Linked DNA regions of Homo sapiens: region 2 is linked to region 1. Evidence: chromatin loops called from intact Hi-C (ENCODE). Cell type or tissue: PC-9. All regions are shown on one strand. Links, peaks and the distances in the headings refer to the core of each region. The heading gives the core; the rest is flanking DNA.

Evidence for each region. Peaks named below come from ENCODE experiments on the same cell type or tissue, not always from the same donor. Only the 100,000 strongest peaks of a DNase experiment are listed, where the experiment ranks them.
Region 2: it touches region 1 in a loop (11-fold over the local background); 8 of 110 quality-filtered maps call a loop at or near these places.

What each region holds. Positions count from the first base shown.
Region 1 is chr9:132,572,919-132,577,306 of GRCh38, reverse strand. It overlaps CFAP77 (cilia and flagella associated protein 77), which reads right to left. Exons shown (of 6, transcript NM_001282957.2): 6 at 3,988-4,388. Among named protein-coding and RNA genes, the nearest start is that of BARHL1, 7.5 kb to the left of the region's middle. RefSeq lists a silencer at 1,998-2,067. In PC-9, for the core only: CTCF peaks have their summits at 1,908 and 2,116 (motif pointing right); a DNase peak (open chromatin) is centred at 2,106; H3K27me3 peaks cover 2,998 bases.
Region 2 is chr9:131,767,530-131,771,917 of GRCh38, reverse strand. No RefSeq gene overlaps it. Among named protein-coding and RNA genes, the nearest start is that of RAPGEF1, 30 kb to the right of the region's middle. In PC-9, for the core only: no CTCF peak of the experiment used is centred there; a DNase peak (open chromatin) is centred at 2,357; H3K27me3 peaks cover 2,783 bases.

The DNA.
Region 1 (4,388 bases), core at 235-4,234:
TTTTTCTCCCTCCATTCTTTCCTTCTTCCTTCCCTTCCTCTCTCCATCCCTCCCCTCCCCTTCCCTCCTTCCTTCCTTCCTCCCTTCCTTCCTAGCATACCCTCCATCCTGTGCATCATGCCAGATACTGGTGAGTCATGGAGAGTGGGACAGAGCTGATCCACTTGAATGGAGCCCACAGAATGCATTGGTGCCCATGGATCTAAATCCCCTTCATAGATAATCTCCCATTGTACATTCAAGTTTATAAGTTACCTGCATTCAATTCTAGGAACCTGCATAAAAAGCCAACCTAGTTTTATTTTTCCTTAGTGATGATTTTAAGCATCAAAGGGTTTCCCAAGTAAAAATGAGTACAGCAAAAAGAATGATTGGGTTCATACGGATAAATGCAAGCGAAGGTGCTTGGTTGGAGACACAGACCTGTCTGGCTGCCATTGGGGGCACACCTCAGCACCTAGGCTGGGATCAGCTTGCTGCAGAGACGTGCCTTCCCTGGACTTCTAAATCTGTGGTTTAGTTGGGGCACTGGGATAGATGAATTAAAAGCCAAACCAACTCTGTGTGGATCCAGGGACCTCCCTGGGGACTAGAATTGGGTCTGTGGCCTATGAGCAGTGCTTCCAGGAGCCCCCTGCTAGGCAGGCAGCAGACATGGCTGGCCTTATGGTAGCTCATGGCTACCATTCCTCCACAACAGTGAGACTCCAGAACCACCTTCTCTCTTCTGACCAAGGAAATTGTTAATTAATTATATGGTTATATCTTAGAGAGAGAGACAGAATTAATGAAGTTTGGGCTCTAAAAATCTGGCCATGGACTGAAGCCAGTGGGGGTCAGTGTGGGAGGAGAGCTGGACCTTTCATCCGGGAAGTCTGTCCTGCCACTGTATGGATGCTAAGTAGCTCTACCACCCTTTATCTTCTCCTGGATGTTCCAAGGGGGACCTCCTGGCCCTGTCTGCAGTCCCTTGCTGGGAAGTAGATCACTTCCCTCCTGCCCAGTGGCAGCCACCATAGAAGTCAAGAGCTGAACCTCAACAGCACCAGAACCAGAGTTCAAGAACAAATCAGAAAAAAAAAAATGCAAGGGAGACAGATCCAAGGAGTGGGAGCCTCTTCAGTTAAGATTTTGTGCAATCGGTATCTCAGCCTGCCCTTTCTTCTCAAGAAATGGTGGTGGGTGAAGACTCAGCCTCGTCTCCAGGTGTCCTTAAGCCTGTCCATCTTCATGAGTCCTCTTCCCAACGGCTCCATCTCCACGCTCTGGCACCCAGTCCTGCACTTGCCCCGTCCACCTTGCCAGGTGCACATAAGTGTGGTGCTGCCTCCCTCTTACCTTGGAGGGGACTTCAGAGAATTTCAAGCAGGCCAGGTGAGGGCCCAGACCAGCTGCCTCCCTAGGCCTGTGGAAACAGTGCCTGTGGACCTCTTTGGTTAAACCTCCTATGAGGTGTTGCCAAGAAGGTCAACCAGGAGGTAGAATGTTCCTAACTGCCAACCAGTGAGGAAATTAGCCAAAACGGAGGCACAAAGTCATACCTCCAACGACACTCACGCTCACCCGGCATTTGTTGGTGCGTGACTGGGAGGACTTGGGATGGAAAGCTAGGCTATCCCCATTTCCATCCATCTTTCATTGGGAAGGGGTTTTGGGGGGCAGGCTCTGGAACGTGTCGTGGACGTCACTGGCCTGGGAGAGTTCACTGCCCTGGCTTCGTGAGTGGACTCAGGATTCCTTTCACGTCCACTTTCCACCTATGAAGTTGAGGAAATGGCAGTGGAGGGAGACGAACAAGATGATCCCCAAGGCCCTTCCAGGCTGGACGCTGTGGGGACTCTATCCAGGTCATAAAGGGCAGGTAGTTGCCCCAGCCAGGGTCAGCTCAGGTGAGGACAGGGGTTTGGCCGAGGTGACAGGATACCCAAGAAAGTAGAATCAGGCCAGAATCAGACTCGGGGCTTTGTGCAGTCACAGATAATCAATGAGGCGGGAAGAACCAGGCTTGGTGGGGGAAGGACGCCAGGAGAGAGGGAAGGGCCGGGAATCTCCGCCGCCTCTGACTCAGACTCGCCAGCAGGTGGCACTGTAGGACAAGGAGCTGAGGGTCTCTCCAGTGAGCACTGCTTCCGGCCTGGGCTGGGAGCACCCGGAGGACTCCAGAGAGCACCCAGAGTGATGCTTCCAGGGCATCTGCCACAGCCCTAGCGGGTCCCACAGCAAATGGGGCAAGGAGTGATTGGAGAAACAAAAGAGATTTCCTAGCTGAGCCTGTCCTGCCTGCCTCGGCCCAGGTCCTGGGGAAAAGCAGGCCTGGGAGGGCATCTCTGTTGCCACAGTGGGGCCAATTTTGGGTTCTTCAGGAAACTCTTCTGCCTCCTGATGTGCCCCCTCCCCTTTCCGTAGGGGATTTCAGAGCGAAAGAGTGGGCTCGATTCAAAATATCCTTCAGCTTCTGGATGTATCTGGATGAAAGCCCTCCGTCCTCGTGAGCGTCCTGGCCTGCCCAGTCCCTCAGTCACTCACAGGGCTCTGGTTGATGCCTCTGCAGTGTGAGTCAGTGATAAGAAAAAAATAATAATTCATATTAATCTATTGCTTAAAAGTGCCAGTTGCTGTACTAATCATGTCATGCACATTCTTTAATGTAATGGTCACCTGATTTAGCTTGAAGACACAGTCTGTGATGCGTGGGGTCCTGTCTCTGAGATGAGGCATAGAGAGGATAGGACTGTTGCTCAAGATCACACAGAAATTGCTGGGCAGAGCTGTGCTTCGCACTCTTTTGCGGTATGGCGTGCTACCGCCTGCTCAGGGCCAGCCCACTCAGACTCTGCCTGCTTGGGAGATTGGAGGGATGAAGGAAAATGAGTATTGAAGACTTTTGGCTTCCACAGCTGGGTAGATGGTGGTCTTACTTATGAGATGGGAAAGACGGAGGGAGAAGTAAGTTTGGCAGAAAAAAAGTCAAGTGTCTGCCTTGGCTATGGTGGTTAACAATGAATGCCAGACACCCAAGGGGAGATGCTGAGTGGGCAGTTGGATAAATGAGTCTGGGGGCTGGGCGTGGTGGCTCATGCCTGTTATTCAAGCACTTTGGGAGGCTGAGGCGGGTGGATCACCTGAAGTCAGGAGTTTGAGACCAGCCTGCCCAACACGGTGAAACCCCATCTCTACTAAAAATACAAAAATTAGCTGGGCATGGTGGCATGCGCCTGTAATCCCAGCACTTCGGGAGGCTGAGGTGGGTGGATCACAAGGTCAGGAGATCGAGACCATCCTGGCTAACATGGTGAAACCCCGTCTCTGCTAAAAATATTTTTTAAAAATTAGCCGGGCGTTGTGGCGGGCACCTGTAGTCCCAGCTACTCAGGAGGCTGAGGCAGGAGAATGGTGTGAACCCAGGAGGTGGAGCTTGCAGTGAGCCGAGATTGCACCACTGCACTCCAGCCTGGGCGGCAGAGCAAGACTCTGTTTAAAAAAAAAAAAAAAAAGAAAGAAATCCTTGGCTGGGCGCGGTGGCTCATGCCTGTAATCCCAGCACTTTGGGAAGCCGAGGGGGGCAGATCATGAGGTCAAGAGATCAAGACCATCCTGGCCAACATGGTGAAACCCCATCTCTACTAAAAATACAAAAATTAGCTGGGTGTGGTGGTGCGCACCTGTAGTCCCAGCAACTCGGGAGGCTGAGGCAGGAGAATCGCTTGAACCCAGGAGGCAGAGGTTGCAGTGAGTTGAGATTGCGCCCCTGCACTCCAGCCTGGCAACAGAGTGAGACTCTGTCTCAAAAACAAACAAGCAAACAAACAAAAAAAACCCTTAGATTAGAAATGATATTTAAAACTTGAAAATTTGCCTCCCTCAAAAAAGGTGTGGCTGGAATGTTTTGGAGGTTAGCTTACCTTGAGAGGTCTCTATGTGGCAGCACCCTCATTTGATGTCTCTAAGGCTGATTTGCTCACTGGTTTTCAAATGGAGACACAAAAGGAGGATGACAAATAGCATTTTTAATTTAAAATAGATCAGCATAAAATTTTCAGAGAGAATCCAAAGAACACACGGAAAGACCGAGTGAGGAAGTGTCCAGGAATTCGGCTGAGAAGCTCAGCAGCCTGTGTTCAGCAGTCTACCCGCTGGCCTGGAAGGCTTTTTCCAGAGTGGGTTGACCTTCCAAAGTCAGTCCTGGGGGAGGAGTCCAACTTGGCCTGCTTGATTGACGGGGCCCCAGCACTGAGGAGGCGGGGGCAGGCTCGAGTAATGAACCATTGGCTCTTCCTGCTGTCAGAGGTCCCAGAGAGATAATACTGCCGTGATGAGACATCAGGCATCCCAAAAAGAGCAATTAAAACTCATGTTTGGAATAGAAAATGAGGGCTTTCAAAGCACGT
Region 2 (4,388 bases), core at 247-4,246, 810 kb after region 1:
AGCTTCAGCACAAGCCAAGTGGGAGGAACAGAACAGGCATGGGCCAGGGGTCTGCAGGCTGGGCATGCCGGCCTCATGGCTGCACATCTGCTGTACAGTGCCTCAGGATGAAGCCAGGGCCTGCCACAGGGCCAAGTGGAGACTGCCAGCTCTGGAGCCAAGCGCACCTGGGTTAAATCCTCAGGCAGGCTACTCCACCTCATGGTCTCAGTTATCATATCCCTAAAGTGGGGATAATAAAAGTACTCCCTCATAGGCAGACAGGAAGAAGCAATGAGATGATGAGTGTACTTGACTCACTGGAAGGGCCCACTGATCCATCATCCGTGAGTCCTTTTTTTTTTTTTTTTTTTTTTTTGAGATAGGGTCTCACTCTGTCTTCCAAGCTGGAGTGCAGTTGTTGCAATCTCGGCTCACTATAACCTCCGTCTCCCAGGTTCAAGCGATTCTCCTATCTCAGCCTCCCAAGTAGCTGGGACTACAGACACGCACCACCACGGCCGGCTGATTTTTGTATTTTTTGGTAGAGACGGGATTTCACCATGTTGTCCAGGCTGGTCTCAAACTCCTAACCTCAAGTGATCCACCCGCCTTGGCCCCGCAAAGTGCTGGGATTACAGGCGTGAGCCATGCCCGGCAAGCGATTACTCTTAAAGTAACACCTCCAGCCTTGTTTCCTGTTACCCTCTCACTTGCACTCTACATTCTAGCCTCCCTGAATTTCCGTCTGCTTCTGGAAGCTTCCATGCTCTCTCACTCCTCCAGGCTTGCGCACATGCTGTGGAATACTCCCCCAGCTCCTCTTTCCCCAGCTAAGTCTTCCCCAGCTTCTAGGTCTCAGTCTTAATGTCACCTCCTCCAGGAAGCACTCCCGCTCTTGCTGCGTGCCCTGCAGCACCTGTGCTTTCTGCATCCCAGCAGCCCTCACAGGGGATTCTCCATTTAACTATCTGTCCCTCCCACTGGGATATAGGCTCCCTGGGGTTGGGGCCCACATCTGTCTTGTGCACCCCTATACGTCTGGCATCCAATGCCTGAATGAATGAAGTTCCACATCATAAAGGAGTTACCTTGGCGAGCAAGGAGGCTCCATCTCAGGCATTAGGGGTTATTATTATCAAGTAGGGGCTAGTAGGTGATGAAATAATGAGGCTAGAAGTCCTCGGTGCCTGAGAGGGGGCGATCATTGATGACTTGCTGGCTTGAAGTTTTGGGGGCAGGTGAGATATTCCCTGGGAAATATAGTCTTTCCCACGAGGCTCAAGAGGTTGTGTTGTGCATGGAAAAGATCACGCTTTTGAGCCTGGCAAACCAGATTCAAATTCTCACTCACTCACTTCTTCCTCCAAGCCTGATGGGCTCCCCTTTGATAAAAAATACATAACACAGATGACTTTTAAGAGAATTAAATGTGATGCTCCAGTACCTAGCACAGGGTCTGGCACAGAGCAGGTGATCCATTTTTTAAAAGCAACAAATGTTAATTTTTAAAAAGATACTACAAATCAAAAACATGCCTTACATCTTCTCCCTGACTATTTTGGTCAATCTCCCACATGCAGTTCATAATTCCTTCCCCGTGACATTATCCTCAAAATAATGTTTTCAATTTATAATTGATTGGATTTTTTTCCCCTGAGACAGACCTCTTCAAGTTTGGGTCTAAAGGATACAATCAACAAAATTAACACTTAAATATAGAACAATCTAAATCTGGTGACTGATCACAGGGATTTAAGGTAATAAGATTTTTAGACTTTCCAGGCTCTGAAGAGGGCACTGCATTTTATAGCATTCTTCTGGGCTAAAAGGGATGGGAAAACTGCCTTGCCACCAACCTTGAAGCCAGAGTCTCAACAAGGAAAAGGGTGCTGTTAGTGATCACACTGTGACGACAGCCATAAAGATAGTCCTGGCTAAAGGGGGCCCTCCTGGCAGCCAGTCTCAACCTGTCTTCCAGACCAGCTAGCCAAGAAGCTCACACAGTCAGCGACTTTGTCCATTTCATTCATAGCCTAGAATGGTGGCTGGGTCCACAGTAGGTGTTTCGTAAACACTTGTTGAAGAAGTGAATGAGCCAGAGTTCAAATGCAAGATGAAACGTTTTGCCAGTCCTGCTACAAGCAGTGGTGAGTTTTTCTTTAAAGTCACCATCACCTCTAATAAGCTCTATATTTCTTCTCTTTGGGTTTGTCTATGTGTGCCTTTAAATATATTTATGGAAATGGGTGTTTTGAAAAGTTCTTCTTATTCTTGTTCTTCTAGCCAAAATGGGAGTAAGAGTAAGAACCCTTAAGGTATTTGTGGTATCTGAACGAATTACCTAATTCCCCTGGCATTTTGGGAAACCTCCACCCCTGCCCAGGATGCCCTCAGGCTGCTCCCTCTTCCCTAGGAAGTGCTTCTCATCATTCAAAATATGAAACAGGCTGGGCTGCCTTTAATCCCAGCAGTTTGGGAGGCTGAGGCAGGCAGCTCACTTGAGGTTAGGAGTTCGAGACCAGTCTGGCCAACATGATGAAACCCTGTCGCTACTAAAAAAAAAAAAAAAAAAAATACAAAAATTAGCCAGATGTGGTAGCATGCCCCTGTAGTCCCAGCAACTCGGGAGGCTGAAGCACGAGAATCACTTGAACCCAGGAGGCAGAGGTTGCAGTGAGCTGTGATCATGCCACTGCACTCCAACCCGGGTGACAGAGTGAGACTCTGTCTCAAAAAAAAAAAAAAAAGAAAAGAAAAGAAACTATGAATGGAAAATGAATCTCCAATGTCTATCTCCAGTTCTGACCTCCCCAGAAGACCCCACTGCTCCTGTCCATGTGACTTCTCTGGGTTTCCTTCCATTCTTGAATGAGCCCCGTGGCTCCCACCTTGAGGCCTTCCCTCCTGCCGTTCCCTTTCAGGCAATGCTCTGCCTCTTCCCCATCTGAGAAAGATGGAGCCTCCCACCAGCCCTCTCCAGTGCTGGAAGCCCTCTCCCTTCATAGGGAGCATTGCCGCATGGGTGATATGTTCATTGACTTGTATTCCTAACAGCTTTTTTGAGGCGTAATTAACATCACATGTTTAAAGTGCACTATTTGATACTTTGGGACATATGTAGACACCCGTCAAACCATCACTAGGGTCAAGATAGTGAATACGCCTGTTAGGCAGTGAAATGAGATCTTCTGAACATTTATTTGTTGAGGCCCTGACCCCCAGTACCTCAGAATATGAGTGTATTTAGAGACAGGTTCTTTACAGAGCTAATTCATTTTAAATGAGGTAATTGGGTGGGCCTAGTCCAATGAGAACTGCTATCCTCATAAGAAGAGAAGATTTGGCTGGGTGCGGTGGCTCACCACTGTAATTCCAGCACTCTGGGAGGCCGAGGCGGGTGGATCACCTGAGGTCAGGAGTTCGAGACCATCCTGGCCAACATGGTGAAACCCCGCCTCTATTAAAAATACAAAACAATTAGCTGGGCATGGTGGCAGGTGCCTGTAATCCCAGTTACTTGGGAGGATGAGGCAGGAGAATCACTTGAACCCAGGAGGCAGAGGTTGCAGTGAGCCGAGATCACACGTGGTGGCAGGTGCGTGTAATCCCAGCTACTTGGGAGGATGAGGCAGGAGAATCACTTGAACCCAGGAGGCAGAGGTTGCAGTGAGCCGAGATCACACCATTGCACTCTAGCCTGGGCAACAAGAGAGAAAATCCGTCTCAAAATAAATAAATAAATAAATAAATAAAAATAAAAAATAAGAGAAGATGTGGACGCAGACACACAGAGGGAAGACGAGGGGAGGACAGCTGTCTACCAGCCGGGAGAGGCCTGGACAGAGCCTTCCCTCACTACCCTCGAAGGGAACCCATCCTGTCGACGTCTCGGACTTCTGGCCTCCAGAACCGTGAGAAGATGAATTTGTGTTATTTGAGCCCCCTAGTCTGTGGTCCTTTGTTATGGTAGACCTAGTAAACTAATACAATACCCATTTTCCCCCCAAATTTCCTCACGCCCTGTGGTACCCTGGAGGTACTAACCTCTAGCCCCCAGTGTCCCCAGGCAACCACAGAGCCACTTCTCATCACTGTAGTTTAGTTTGCATTACTAGAATTTTATGTAACGAAATTCTCCAGGCCAGGCGTGGTGGCTCACACCTGTAATCCCAGCATTTTGGGAGGCCGAGGTGGGTGGATCATGAGGTCAGGAGATCGAGACCATCCTGGCTAACATGGTGAAACCCCATCTCTACTAAAAATACGAAAAAAAAAAATTAGCCAGACATGGTGGCATGCGCCTGTAGCACCAGCTACTCAGGAGGCTGAGGCAGGAGAATCGCTTGAACCCGGGAGGTGGAAGTTGAAGTGGGCTGAGATCGCACCACTGCACTCTAGCCTGAGCA